4 separate regions of the Homo sapiens genome follow, and all the other regions are linked to region 4. Evidence: chromatin contacts called from ENCODE Hi-C or POLR2A ChIA-PET data. All regions are on one chromosome and are shown on one strand. The core of a region is the stretch at or near the end of the contact, and the rest is flanking DNA. Distances in the headings are between cores, read along the strand shown. Region 1 overlaps SIL1 (SIL1 nucleotide exchange factor). Region 2 holds the start of STING1 (stimulator of interferon response cGAMP interactor 1). Region 3 overlaps SIL1 (SIL1 nucleotide exchange factor). Region 4 holds the start of SNHG4 (small nucleolar RNA host gene 4).

The links. Hi-C counts contacts between places; a loop is a spot of excess contacts on that map. ChIA-PET counts read pairs that join two places held with the same protein, here RNA polymerase II (POLR2A). Pooled maps may share reads with other maps.
Region 1: POLR2A ChIA-PET joins it to region 4 with 16 read pairs in PC-9. The contact joins the enhancer-like site here to the promoter of SNHG4 in region 4. A Hi-C loop is called at or near these places in 1 of 168 maps with a recorded cell type or tissue (Caco-2). POLR2A ChIA-PET finds 5 or more read pairs at or near these places in 2 of 52 experiments (H1 and PC-9).
Region 2: a pooled map shows a loop between it and region 4 (2.8-fold over the local background). The contact joins the promoter of STING1 here to the promoter of SNHG4 in region 4. A Hi-C loop is called at or near these places in 2 of 50 pooled maps. POLR2A ChIA-PET finds 5 or more read pairs at or near these places in 2 of 52 experiments (activated T-cell and naive thymus-derived CD4-positive, alpha-beta T cell).
Region 3: a loop to region 4 is called in a pooled map, with 4 times the contacts of the local background. The contact joins the enhancer-like site here to the promoter of SNHG4 in region 4. A Hi-C loop is called at or near these places in 52 of 168 maps with a recorded cell type or tissue (Caco-2, GM12878, IMR-90 and 25 more), 21 of 37 single-sample maps with no recorded cell type and 41 of 50 pooled maps. POLR2A ChIA-PET finds 5 or more read pairs at or near these places in 3 of 52 experiments (HEK293, WTC11 and common myeloid progenitor, CD34-positive).

The regions. Positions count from the first base shown.
Region 1 is chr5:139,059,812-139,063,367 of GRCh38, reverse strand. The region is part of intron 3 of SIL1 (SIL1 nucleotide exchange factor); the gene reads left to right. Among named protein-coding and RNA genes, the nearest start is that of SIL1, 140 kb to the left of the region's middle. Within about 2 kb of position 1,952, at least 10 of the 41 ENCODE cell types and tissues checked have a DNase peak (open chromatin) inside an H3K27ac peak, as active enhancers do.
Region 2 is chr5:139,480,877-139,484,458 of GRCh38, reverse strand. It overlaps STING1 (stimulator of interferon response cGAMP interactor 1), which reads left to right and starts at 1,701. Exons shown (of 8, transcript NM_198282.4): 1 at 1,701-1,909; 2 at 2,157-2,249; 3 at 2,755-2,981; 4 at 3,117-3,300; 5 at 3,561-3,582. The coding sequence starts at 2,755. It also overlaps the pseudogene LOC101059986. RefSeq lists enhancers at 1,529-1,648, 1,659-1,788, 2,309-2,538 and a silencer at 3,141-3,435.
Region 3 is chr5:139,090,509-139,093,705 of GRCh38, reverse strand. All of the region lies in intron 3 of SIL1 (SIL1 nucleotide exchange factor), which reads left to right. Among named protein-coding and RNA genes, the nearest start is that of SIL1, 110 kb to the left of the region's middle. Within about 2 kb of position 1,650, at least 4 of the 41 ENCODE cell types and tissues checked have a DNase peak (open chromatin) inside an H3K27ac peak, as active enhancers do; they include heart right ventricle and ovary, where a contact is called at or near this core.
Region 4 is chr5:139,272,219-139,275,699 of GRCh38, reverse strand. SNHG4 (small nucleolar RNA host gene 4) reads right to left here and starts at 1,599. Exons shown (of 7, transcript NR_182757.1): 1 at 1,539-1,599; 2 at 1,086-1,336. It overlaps LOC124901081 (a long non-coding RNA gene), which reads left to right. Exons shown (of 4, transcript XR_007058956.1): 4 at 2,046-2,633. It also overlaps a transcript of MATR3 not described here. RefSeq lists a silencer at 1,526-1,605 and an enhancer at 1,896-2,245.

The DNA of each region.
Region 1 (3,556 bases), core at 703-3,202, 210 kb after region 4:
TTTAGCCCCAGTTTTCTTTATTCCATCCCTGGATTTATTAAATTTGGGGGCTGTGGTAGGCCCCCTAGGCTGGTGGAAGGAGTGAGTAACTGCACATGCTTAAAGGTCTGATGCTTTTCTCAGTAGGAGGGCTGGCAGGGCCACAACAAGATTCCTAGTTTTTCTGGTCAAAATACTATCATCCTTTACTGCTGTCTCAATCTTCATTTCCTACCCATTCCTCTGGGTCAGGGTTTATTATGTCTGATTAGGACAATGATAACAGCCTGCCAAGTGGCCTCCCTGCTTCTTGTCTGCCTGTTTTATATGCTGAGCTCCAGGTGCTTCATATGGAGTTCCTCATTGCTTGCTTGAAAGCTGTTCTCTGGACTTGGAAATCTAAGTGTTGCTACTTCTCTCCCCATTTATGTCATACTTCTCAATGGCAGGCATTGGTCTTGTTCACTTCCCAGTATACTTCCCAGTGCCCAACACAGCAGTGGCCCTTTGTGGGCACATGGTAAGCTGTGGCAGAAGGAATGCCTGGAAAAGAGCAGACTCTTGCCCAGTCCTCAGGAGATGCTTGTGGACTAGCCACTTATGGAAAGAGGCTCACCATGTCCTAAATGTGGTTACTTTGAGCCTTGTGCTGATGATGGTTCAAGGTACCTCTCTCACTAGAACACAGGAAATCTAAGTAGCATTGATAGTCCTTGTCTGTGGAAAGCGTTACTCTTGTGAATTCTGTGTAGAATGGTTGGTCACCAGCTGTAGTTTGTCCTCCTTGAGGACTGGAAAGGAGACATGGGTTAGGGTGCTGTGGATGAGATTTTGGAGGGTAGTGGGGTAGTGGTGCAAGGGTATGGTGGGAGCTGTCAGGGTAGCTGTTCCCTGGGGGAAACTGGCGTCTTTTTTTCTGAGCGGCTTTCATGCAGCTTGGGGATTTCTACCCTTGCCTGGAAGCCATGCTGGGTAACTCTTCTAAGACCCGGCCCAGATTCTAGATTCTCTGTGATTCAGAGTAAAAATACATTTGGAGAATATTCCTATTTTTCTCAGTTTGTCATTGTTTAGTCCTTCTAAAAAATACATAAATATGACTATGATCCAGAATGGCTCATTATGTATTTTGCTGTTTAAAAAAAAGGTCTCCATTTTTGGTTCCCTTAAAAACACAATAACATTAAGTGTTGTTTCAGGGTTCAGCACCCTAGAGAGGTTTGTGCACGTTATTTGTTACTGGTTCCGTTCAAGTCCTGGAGACAGGATAGATGCTCATTTGTGTAAGGCAGGGATCTTGCCAAGACTTGTTCGGGGGTTTTGAATAAAGAAGCAGGAGGAGAGGGCTTTAGTAGTCATGGCAACTGGGCCTGTAAAGCCTCAGCTCTGACCAGCCCTATTAGGAGCTTGGAGGCCCCAGCGAGGTGAGTGGCATTGCTTCCTGTTCTATATTTTTGTATTCCTTTTGGTCTGGGGAAGAGGGAGCTGGCATTCAAGCTGACCTTTATGGAGGCCTACTGTGTGCCTTGAGCTGAGCTTGAGCTGTGGGCACCAATAATTGGTTCCTGCCCTTCAGAAACTCAGCATAACCGGGAGTTTTTACTCTTAACACCTACCTGTAGGACTTGACAAATAAGCTGTCTTTGCTTCATCCGGGTTGACATTTACCTTTTTGGGTTGTTTTTGGGACTGCTTTTTCTGGTGTACTTTTTATTTCTTCTGAGCACTGACACAGTTCTTTTTTCATTTGTTCTTCACAACAATGTAGCACATTAGGGAAAACAGACACGATAAATTCTTTTCAGTTGACACATAAGGGCATGAAGATTCAGAAACATAAAGGAATTTGGCTAGAGTCACCCAGCCAACAAAGATAGCCAAGTGAGGAGCAGAGTCCCAGGGCTTGCGGCATGGCCAGCCGGGGCAGCCTCTGGCTTTCTGCCATTGTGTCCACGTATGACTGGAAGTCCCTGGAGCAGGAAGTTTCCAGGCAGGAGCCTATGGAGGACATCCTGTCCTTTTCACCCCTCCTGAAGTCCCATAACTACCAAAGCTCTTAATGCCAAGGCAGACCCAAGAGCACCATGCATTCATTCCAGTTGGCCTGTCTTCGTTGAAGCAGGGCAGCCAGGCTCCACAGCAACCTCACTGTGGGCACCACCTGAGCAGGCCCTGTCACTGGGAGTCCAGGAGGGACAAGTTTCTAAGCACTGGACACTGGGATGAGTTGGGGCAAAGACAGAGCCAGGTATAATTTGTTAATAGGTAAAACTATCATTTCAGCAGTTACAAACTGGCCATATGTTTTGTTTGCCTTTTCTGTATTTAAGGTGGAATACTTTTAGAAGGGGCATTTTTCACAGCCCTCACCATTCATGTTTTCTTACAGATGAACCTCCTCACTCTCTTGCCTCCTGCCTCCTGTGGGCATTTGACATGGCTCCTACCTCCTGATCACTATTTCTTACCTGTCCTTCTGCCAGGGTTCCTCTTGTCCTGGTGCTTCATGGCCTCAGGCTTCCTAGGCTAATTTTCCCCTTCCTAACGTTCCAAGAACTTCATTCCTGGGTCTGTGTCTAGGCCCTGAGCCTTAGTTCTCTTTCCTGGCCCCTAGAAATATTTACTGTCACATTGAACTGTGTCTGATAGACTAATTGCTGTTCAAGGATTTAAAAAGAGATGGTGGAGGAATATATTTCTACAACCACTTTATCGAGATATAATTTATATACTATCCAATTCACCTATTTAAAGTGTACAATGGGAATAATTCTCAAATGTCCTAGGGAAGATTGGTAGAATGGAGAGGTGGTTTCTAGGCTATGGTGTTTTATGGACCAGAAAAACTTAAAAAAAAAAAAAAAATTGGAGGACTAAGGCCAACTTTTTATTTTGCTGAGTTAAGGGCCTTAACATGGAAACAACACACTATCTACTATCATTATCTCATCTTTTAAAAGGACATTTTAACACAAAAAAGCAACTATATAATTTCAGAAAAAACTGTTATTTATATTGGGCACTTTTAATTTCTTGTTTCGGGACCATTGGAATGAATGCCACAATAAACACCTCAAATCCTGGTGGCTTAAAAAAACAGTAACTATACAAAAAAAAAGTATGTAAGAGAACAGAACACTGTTCTTTTTTATAGCTCCGACTCTTAGAACCACAGTAATAGTTCACATACTCTTCATAGGCTCACCAAATAAACAGTTAAGCCAATCAGGATATGGAGGGGCAGGAGCCATAAAATGGAATACAAATACTAACAAATGAACCAAGTATTACTAATTAATAACATAACCTTAATGAATTGGACAGGGAAGAACTAACCCAAGTGACTTTGTGAAGCAATATTTTGACCAGGTACTGTAAAGCTAAAAACAGAACTGTACATACATGCTGTAATCTAGTTTGGTAAATGTATTTCTCACAGGGATATGGGTTAACAGTTTTGAAACTAGTTTATTTGTATACTAGAACAAAAATATATTGTAGATAATAAGAGCAGGTTTCTCAGTGTTAGAGAAAGAAGTTATAAATAAGTAAAGTGAGAAGACAAATGAGCCCGTGT
Region 2 (3,582 bases), core at 452-2,951, 210 kb before region 4:
TTCTTTCTTCTCTTTTTTTTTTTTTTGAGACGGAGTTTTGCTCTTGTCGCCCAGGCTGGAGTGCAATGGCACGATCTCGGCTCAGTGCAACCTCCGCCTCCCAGGTTCAAGCAGTTCTCCTGCCTCAGCCTCCCAAGAAGCTGGGATTACAGGCATGCGCCATCACGCCCAGCTAATTTTTTGTATTTTTAGTAGAGATGGGGTTTCTCCATGTTGGTCAGGATGGTCTTGAACTCCTGACCTCAGGTGATCTGCCTGCCTTGGCCTCCCAAATTGCTGGGATTATAGGAGTGAGCCACTGCACCCGGCCTTTTTTTTTTTTTTTTTTGAGATGGAGTTTGACTCTTGTTGCCGAGGCTGGAGTGCAGTGGCATGATCTCGGCTCACCGCAAGCTCCGCCTCCTGGGTTCAAGCGATTCTCCTGCCTCAGCCTCCTGAGTAGCTGGGATTATAGGCACCCGCCACCACGCCCAGCGAATTTTTTGTACTTTTAGTAGAGATGGGGTTTCACTATGTTGGCCAGGCTGGTCTCGAACTCCTGACCTCAAGTGATCCATTTGCCTTGGCCTCCCAAAGTGCGAGGATTACAAGGATGAGCCATTGCGCCTGGCCTATTTTTTTTTTTTTTTTTTTGAGATAGGGTATCACTCTGTCACTTAGGCTGGAGTGCAGTGGTGCCATCACAACTCACTGCAACCTCTACCTCCAGGGGTCAAGTGATGCTCCCACCTCAGCCTCCCAAGTAGCTGGGACTATAGGCGTGTTCCGTCATGCTTGGCTAATTTTTTTTTTTTTTTTTTGTAGAGATGGGATCTCCCTGTGTTGCTTAGGCTGGTCTCAAACTTCTGGGCTCAAGTGATCCTCCTGCCTTGGCCTCCCAAAGTGCTGGGATTACTGGAATGAAATCAAGGCACAGAGCAAGCTGGGCTTTGGAGCAACCCACCAGGCTTCAAGTCCCCACTCTCAATTACTTAAACCAGTTATTTCACCTCCCTGAGCCTCGGATTATCCATCTATAAAATGGGGCTAGAATTATACCTACCTGACAGGGTGGCTGGTGAAATGATATACAAGTGAAGTGATATATGCAACACTTGGCATAATGTCTGGAACAAGGTAAACACTTTATTATTATTATTATTATTATAATTTAGGTTGATGCATGGGGATTTTATAACCTACACTCAAACAATGTAGGTCAGATCATTTTTCTTTTCTTTTCTTTTCTTTTCTTTTGAGACAGTCTCGCTCTTGTTGCCCAGGCTGGAGTGCAGTGGCCTAATCTCTGCTCACTGCAACTTCCACCTCTCAGGTTCCAGCGATTCTCCTGCCTCAGCCTCCCAAGTAGCTAAGATTACAAGCGCCCACCACCACGCCTGGCTAATTTTTGTTTTTAGTAGAGATGGGGTTTCACCATGTTGCTCAGGCTGGTCTTGAACTCCTGACCTCAAGTGATCCACCCATCTCGGCCTCCCAAAGCGCTGGGATTACAGGCATGAGCCACTGTGCCAGGCCTGCAATTACTTTTGCTCCTACCTAATATCATCCCCACAACCGCCTTCTGGGCAGAAACCGGCAGGCTCTCTTGGAGAAGTCACAGGCGTGGCCATTTCCTGCAAAGAGCCAAACCCCCATTCCTCTGTGCCCCTCCTCTCCCACCAAGTGCTTTATAAAAATAGCTCTTGTTACCGGAAATAACTGTTCATTTTTCACTCCTCCCTCCTAGGTCACACTTTTCAGAAAAAGAATCTGCATCCTGGAAACCAGAAGAAAAATATGAGACGGGGAATCATCGTGTGATGTGTGTGCTGCCTTTGGCTGAGTGTGTGGAGTCCTGCTCAGGTGTTAGGTACAGTGTGTTTGATCGTGGTGGCTTGAGGGGAACCCGCTGTTCAGAGCTGTGACTGCGGTGAGTGTTTCTAAACACCCTTGGTTTGGGGGTAGCAAAGGGCAATGGAATGGAGGCTTTCTCAAACCTCACCCCTGACCCCAGGACTCAGGCCCAGCTCATCAGGGCTTTGAGGGAAGGTTCCTACCTCCCTTCCTGAGGAACAGGAAATACCCTCCTTCCCAGCACCAGTAAAGCTGCGGTTTGGAGAAACGCCAGGGCTAGAGTGTTGTGGAGAAACCAATCGTTGTTAACATCTCATTTTCAGGCTGCACTCAGAGAAGCTGCCCTTGGCTGCTCGTAGCGCCGGGCCTTCTCTCCTCGTCATCATCCAGAGCAGCCAGTGTCCGGGAGGCAGAAGGTAGGCTCAAGATCAGCCTGGCAGAACGCCAAACCTAGGGCCCCTGGCACCCAGAGGCGAGGGGGTGCCTGCTGGCTGCCCTGTCCCCACTCCCTGAGCTCTGTTTTCCACTTTGTTGACTAAGGTCCTCCCTGGGGTGGGTTCCGGGGACAGGGGAACCCAGGTCCCCAAGGGTTCTTGGTTGGGTACGGCTGCACAGGACAGCTTCAAGTCTGGGTCTGGGATAGTTGCTGCCTTCTTTCTTCACCACACCTGTGGTCTCCCTGGGTCTTGGTGGGGCGTGTATGTGCAGGCCCTGCTCTGTTTTCAGCAAACCTCGCTGAGACAGGAGCTTTGGGGTGACTTATTCCCAGCCTGCCTCCTAGAGGTGTCTCTAAGAGCAGCCTCTGGGAGTGGCTGGGCACCAGGGAAAGGGGAACTGGGAGGAAGTGCCCAGCCAGAGCCTCAGTCCCAGAAGGGCAGGAGGGCAAGGGGAGAATGGTCATGGATTTCTTGGTGCCCACAGATGCCCCACTCCAGCCTGCATCCATCCATCCCGTGTCCCAGGGGTCACGGGGCCCAGAAGGCAGCCTTGGTTCTGCTGAGTGCCTGCCTGGTGACCCTTTGGGGGCTAGGAGAGCCACCAGAGCACACTCTCCGGTACCTGGTGCTCCACCTAGCCTCCCTGCAGCTGGGACTGCTGTTAAACGGGGTCTGCAGCCTGGCTGAGGAGCTGCGCCACATCCACTCCAGGTGACTCACTGCAGTACCCAGGGACGGGGTATCCAACGTGTGTCACTCCCTTGATGCCTAGCCCTGCCCCTCCTTGAACCTCTCTGGCTGAGCTGGGCTGGGGGCTGGGGTCTGGGGTCTGGCTGTCACTCACAGGTACCGGGGCAGCTACTGGAGGACTGTGCGGGCCTGCCTGGGCTGCCCCCTCCGCCGTGGGGCCCTGTTGCTGCTGTCCATCTATTTCTACTACTCCCTCCCAAATGCGGTCGGCCCGCCCTTCACTTGGATGCTTGCCCTCCTGGGCCTCTCGCAGGCACTGAACATCCTCCTGGGCCTCAAGGTATGACACAGGGGGAGGTAGAAGCTCTGGCCAAGTGGTGGCTGTGGCTGGTGTGACCTGCCCTGAGCTGAGTACTGGGAGTGGGACTGGTTTAAAGGCTGGAGTCCATGGAGTAGAACCTATAATGTCCTGGAACAGTGGGTTTGGCAATGGCAAAAGAGGGATCAAGTCAGGAGCAGGTTGGGAAGCCTTGGAGGAGGAGGAGGAGTTCTCTGGGTGTCCTTGATGGAGGCCCCCCAGCCACATCCTGCTGTCCACAGGGCCTGGCCCCAGCTGAGATCT
Region 3 (3,197 bases), core at 401-2,900, 180 kb after region 4:
GTGATCCCAAGGGAATTAAATTTGGGACAAATGAAAGAAAATTTACCTCACACAGTGTGTTGTAGATACAGAGTTGAAAGGATTTAAAAGTACCTTAGAAAAATGTAATGGGTAAGGGATTGAAAGAGTTTTGAAGACCTCCATTAACCATCACGGAGAAGAACCAATCTCTTCTATCCTCAGCGCAATGGCCAGGGTATGGAGATTGTGTCAGGTTATTACCTTTTCACACACACGGACTGGGTTAGTGTGGGAAGAGAGATGGAGCTAACTGCGCTCTGAAGGATTGTGGACGGCACCTGTTCAATAACACCTGTCTCCCTGTGTTAGAACTTGATTTATCTCTGTCTTAGTACATTTTATGCTGCTGTAACAGAATAATTGAGACTGGGTAATTTCTAAAGAGCATAGATTTATTTCTTACAATTCTAGAGACTGGGATATCCAAGTTTGAGGAGCTGCATCTGTTGTGGGCCTAGTTGCTGTGGCATACGTGGCCAAAGGCATCATGTGGTGACAGAGCAGGTGCTGGAGAGAGAGCAGAATGGGGCTGAACTTGCCTTTTGTGGGGGGGAACAAAAGAGACGGAGTGTTGCTATGTTGCCTGGGCTGGACTCCTGGGCTCAAGCAAGTCCTCGCGTTTCAGCCTTCCATGTAGTTGGGAAGCTAGGACTATAGGGGCACACCACTGCACCCAGCTGGACTTGCTTTTTTAATAAACTACTCTTGCGAAAACTTACCCACTCCTGTGATAGTGACATTAATCATTCATGAGGGCAAAGCCCTCATGACCTAATCACCTCTTTCAACATTGTCACATTCAGGATTAAGTTTCCAACACATGAACTTTGGAGGCCACATTTAAACCATAGCAACCTCATAATATATTTTAAAGCTTCCATAGAATATACTTCCCAAAGAATGAAGTCATACTGATTTGAGGCCTGAACAAGGTCATTAGGAGCAACAAAATGTAAGATAAAAGGTATTTCCCTTGTGCCTGGCACTCTCCATCTCCTGTTGTTTTCATGTTCCCGTTGTCTTGAGCCCAAAGATGTAGCGGTTCTGCTTTCTGTTTTTGGTGTGGTGCCCATCATACCTGTGGTGTTCTCTGAACAAAGGCCTGTTCCTGCTGGGCACAAAAATTGGGCTGGGCTTGGGGCTATAGATTTCTTTTGGAGATAAATAAGCAGGGTATCTTGCATCCCCTTCCATTTCGCCTGTCTCAAGGAAGAGGCCAAGGGTCCCCTCTTTTTGCAAGTAAAACAGAATGTACTTTCTTAAAACGATTTAAATATCACAGTTGGGTTCAATTTATCTACAGAAATAGACTTATATAAAAGGAAAACTTACAAAGGAGAAATTTCTACCAAATAATGGGCTCCCTTTTTGTTAAAATTTTTTTCCTACCTTTTTCAAGGTCATCCAGTTTAAAGTCTGAGTGTCCAAGAAAGAAGGGAGGGGAGGCCTAGAGGGAGAAGGGAAAGTAGAAGAAACAGAAGTACTTATAGATTCTTTAGGGTAAATCTGAAGTCTTAGTGATCATATGCTTTTTATCAGTACCAGCGATGCAGCCTGCCAGGGGTTTCCCCTCCTTGACCTTTTTCTTCACCTCCTGCTCCCATACTCCCGTTGGATGGTCAGGCAAGGAGGGCTGGCCTCAAGAACCTCAGCTATTCTAAGTCCTTAGCTCTGCCTGTCTGCTGTTTCAGCCAAACTAGATGGCCTAAGATCTCACACAGTCCACTTACTCCCATTTCCAGCCTTGGTGTGAACCCTTTCCCCCATCTGCAGGGCTGTATTGCAAATTACAGCTGTGAAACAAATTGCCACCAACTTAGTGGCTTCAAACACCGTCTCATTTATTATTTCATAGTTGATGTAGGTCAGAAATCTAGGTCCTGGTTAGCCGAGTCTTCTGTTCAGGGTCTCACAGCCTGAAACCAGGGTGTTGGCCAGCCTGTGTCCCTTTCTGGTGGCTCTGGAAAAGAATCTACTTCCAGGCTCATCCAGGTTATTGCCAACATATCTTTGCAGTCACTTCCTAGAAGTCAGACTTCTGGGTCAGAGGGTAAATGCAGTTATAATTTTATTAGATGTTGTCAAATTCCCCTTTATAGGGGCTGTATATGCAAATTTCATTTCCCTAGTCTCGCCTGCAAAGTACTTACAACCTAATAGGTGGAAAGCAGTTTTCTACTGTAGTTTTATTTTATCTTTGTCATGTGATGAGCAAAGTTGAACATCTTTTCATAGAGTCAAATAGCATTGTATTTCTTTTTCTGTGACCTGCCTGTTTATATCTGTAGTCTTTTTTTTCTATTGTGTTTTTGGTCTTTTTCTCCTTATTTTTTAAAAGTTTTTTATATATTGGGGATATTAACACTCTATGATATTAAATTGCAGATACTTTACCTAGTTTGACATTTGTCTTTTTTGCTTATGATATTTTTCCATGCATTTTTATTTTTTATAAAACTTTTTATTTTTGCATAATCAAATTAATATTTTTGTGATTTCTTTTGGATTTTGAATTATAATTAGGAAAGTTATTTACTTTCAACAAGTTGTTGCCACCAACTTATAATTAGGAAAGTTATTATTTACTACTCCCAGATTATAGAGTAGTTGACCTATGCTTTCTTTTGGTACTTATATGTTTTCATTTTGTATATTTAAAGATTTAATTTGTTTGGAATTTATCTTGACATGTAGGCATAAGACATGGGGTTAATTTTTACCTTTTTCAGTATGTCTGTTGAGTTATCCCAACACTGCTTATTAAAAAGTTTGACTTGGCCAGGTGCAGTGGCTCACTCCTGTTACAATCCCGGCCCTTTGGGAGGCTGAGGTGGGCAGATGGATTGAAGCCAGGTATTTGAGACCAGTCTGGGCAACAGAGAGAGATCCTGTCTCTACAAAAAAGAAAAAAAATTAGCCAGGTGTAGTGGTGCGTGCCTGTAGTCCTAGCTACTCCAGAAGCTGAGGTGGGAGAATCGCTTGGGCCCAAGAGTTTGAGGTTGCAGTGATCATACTACTGCACTCCAGCCTGGCCGACAGAGCGAGACCCTGTCTAAAAAAGAAAGTGCTTTCCCTATAGATTTGAGATGCTGCTCTTACTGTATATTAAATTTCTGTGTGCAGTTGGGTCTGTTTTTGAATGTTCTTTTCTGCTTCATTGGTAATTCTGTCTATTC
Region 4 (3,481 bases), core at 350-2,849:
TGAGTAGCTGGGACTACAGGCGTGAGCGAGCACACCAAGCTGAATGGGGATATTACTAATAGTCCTCTGTAAATAGGGTGGTTGGGAGGCTTAAGTGAAATATAAGCTAATCCTCAGGATAATGTCTGGTATAGTGTGGGCACTCAGTAAACACCTGAGGAGCTACATTCCAAAAAAGGCTTAGATGGTGAATATGAGTGAGTAAAAAGGGAAAAGTTATCCAGTGAGAGAAACGGGCAGTGAACAGTGGGAACACTGGATAGAGGAGGGCCTCCAATACTTCCTGAAGGACAATAAAAACAGCACTTGGAAAAATAACTGCAGTATTGGATGTGAGGGGAATTGGAGGCAGTAGTCGTGCCAAGACCTCAACTACTGATTAAAAGCAATAACGAAAATGTTAGGCCGGGCGCGGTGGCTCACGCCTGTAATCCCAGCACTTTGGGAGGCTGAGGCTGGCGGATCACGAGTTCAGGAGATCGAGACCATACTGGCTAACACGGTGAAACCCCGTCTCTACTAAAAATACAAAAAAAAAAAAAAAAAAAAAAAAAAAATTAGCCGGGCGTGGTGGCGGGCACCTGTAGTCCCTGTTACTCGGGATGCTGAGGCAGGAGAATGGCATGAACCCAGGAGGCGGAGGTTGCAGTGAGCCGAGATCGCCCTACTGCACTCCAGCCTGGGCAACAGAGCAAGACTCCGTTAAAAAAAATAAAAATAACCAAAATGTTTGCACAAATGATAATAAATATTCCTACACAGTCACCATTTTTTTTTAGACGGAGTCTTGCTCTGTTACCAGGTTGGAATGCAGTGGTGCTATCTCGGCTCACTGCAATCTCTGCCTCCCGGGTTCAAGCGATTCTCCTGCCTCAGCCTCCCGACTTCAGGCGTGCGACACCACGCCCAGCTAAGTTTTGTATTTTTAGTAGAGACGGGGTTTCACCATGTTGGCCAGGATGGTCTTCTTCTCTTGACCTCGTCATCCGCCCGCCTCGGCCTCCCAAAGTGCTGAGATTACAGGCGTGAGCCACGCGCCCGGCCTCACAGTCACCATTATAATTTATGTAAGGCTAAGATCATACCTTTTTCCAGCCATCCCCAAATTTCACTCCTGACTTCCTCCAAATAATTTAGAGGAACAGGAAAATGAGTAGAGAGGGTTCATTGTTCGCTGGGTCTAAAAACAGATCTAAAAATAGCCTGCCCCTTTCAAGGCTCGGGTTAAAGGGGCTGACTCAGTTCCACCGGACATTTGTTCCTCACAAACCTTCCAAAGTCCCTGCCTCTGGCCCTGGGAGATCGAGGCTCTCGGAGTCAGGCTCTATGGGACTCCCTAGGGAGAAGAGGGAAGAGGGATGGTAGAAAAACAGGGGACGACTCCGAGGCCCAAGTCTCTTTCAGATGCCCTCCAAGCTCGGGATCACGAGGGGACGAACCCCAATTTCGTCCCGTGCCCCGGCAGAAGCCACCCTGCACTGCTTCTTTCCCCAGGCTGGGAAACCTCCAAGGACTCTCCCCTCTGGGTCCTTACTCACGCGCACGTGTTCGGAGCTCCGCAGGGCGCAGCAGCACCGGCAGAGGCCGGAGGGGAAAGGGCAGCCGGGAGCCGAGGGGAACCCCGCCCCGGGGCGGCTACTGGGCGTGGCTTCGGTGGGCGGGGCCCTTGACCCCGCCTAGGAAAGGCCGGGCTTTAAAAAAAAAAAAAAATGCGAGTGCGGTGGCAGAGGTGAACCTGCTTCTTAGAGGAGAGAAGGGCTGGGGTCTGAGCAATGGCTGGGTTTGTTGGACTCCCATCCCATCTCTTAAGGGTAGAAGGGGCGCATAGTTCGCAGCTGCTCAGGAGAGAATCTGTGTGTCCTAGTGGAGCCAGGCTTCCTGCCTGCCCACACTGAGCGCCCCCGGAACGCTGGTTCCGCTCACGAGCGTGGCGCCTTTCCGTTGCTGCAGGCCCAGCCCACGCTTTTGCGCTTCCCACGCATATCCTTTTTCTGGCTTTCTGCGGCAGCGCTGTCATTCGGCTAATGGATCGCTCACCCACGCAGGTCACCTTGGTCCACGGTCTTCGGGATCTTTCCAGGAGGTTTTCGAATAGATTAAGCCAGTCACTCCTACTGCTGACCTCTGCAGGACCGGCCTCCCTAGTGCCCTGCAGTGGGATTCTTCGCCGAGCTGCAGTAACTGAAGAACACTGGCTTTCTCTGCTAGACTTGCCCTGCACCATGGCACAGTCAGGCAGAGTCCTTGGTCAGGACAGACTGCCTGCAAGGCTACCAGGATTTCTTTGGAACACTAAAACTTCCCTCTCCCAGTGGCTAGAGTCCATATGATTCTGCTGGGGTCCAGAGTGGAAGGCCTACAAGCAGTGATTCCCAACTCCATTCTCTAATTCCCCCAAATTCCTTTCCGACACCCGCCCCCCAACAACAACAACCAATCCTGTAAGTTTTGCTGATCTCTTGCACCTGGCACCATTGCCAGGTGAACCCCTGGGAACCAAGCCACTGCCCTTGGCATCTGCCAACATGTTTCATTGTCTATTTCCTCAGCTCTTTCATAATGAAAAAGGTATGCTTCTTGTGCACCCCAACTCTTGCAGACCTCTCCTAAGAAAGCCCAGAGCCCCAGTTTGATTCCAGCAAGAGACCCTAGGCTGTAGGGCCAAAGAGCCACTGGAGGGGAAGTGGCAAGCTCAAATCCTCCCCAGTTTTGATGCAGTTGGACATAGGCTCTGGTTGGGAAAAGGCTTACATAAATACAGTAATTTAAAAAGTCACATGACCAGTGCTGGGCTGGTAGGCAGGAGCTCTGCTTTGCAGTTAAATAGGAATGTGGCTGAAGACTGCTGCCATAATCAATGCCCACATCCGGCTGTCACAGCGTGTTCATAAAGGAAGGTTATGAGAGCTATAAAACCAGGCAGATTGGGTGGGTAATTGTCCTACCGAGCTCTGCTAAAGGAGAAATTGCATTGGCATCTCATATATTTCGCTTTCTTTCCTTCCAAACACACAAAGTGGAGAGGGCAGAGCTACCCTGAAGATTCATGAAAAGGAAAGATAGGGTGTGTGTGTGTGTGTGTGTGTGTGTGTGTATGTGTGTGTGTGAATGTGCATGTGTGCTTTCAGAGAAGAGACAAGAAGTAACTGAGGACAGGGAGCTATGCAGACCTTTGGGGAGAGAGGGACCAATAATCTGGTGATGACTGGATTCAGATTAGTCCAGGTAGAAGGCAGGATTTATGTGGAAGGCCAGCCATTATAAATAAGGCTGTGAGGTAAGCCATATTTTCATGTCCTGTTGAACAAGTGGTCAACTTTTTGGGCTATAGGTCTTTCAATGACCTTTGGAGAAAAACCTAGATGAAGATTTTGTTTCCAACTTAAAAATCCTTCATAGTCAACCTTTTTGACTTCCATCCTTTTAAATTCTGAATTAATTTTGATGGGTTGATTTATGTTTTTTTTACCTGTAATATCAA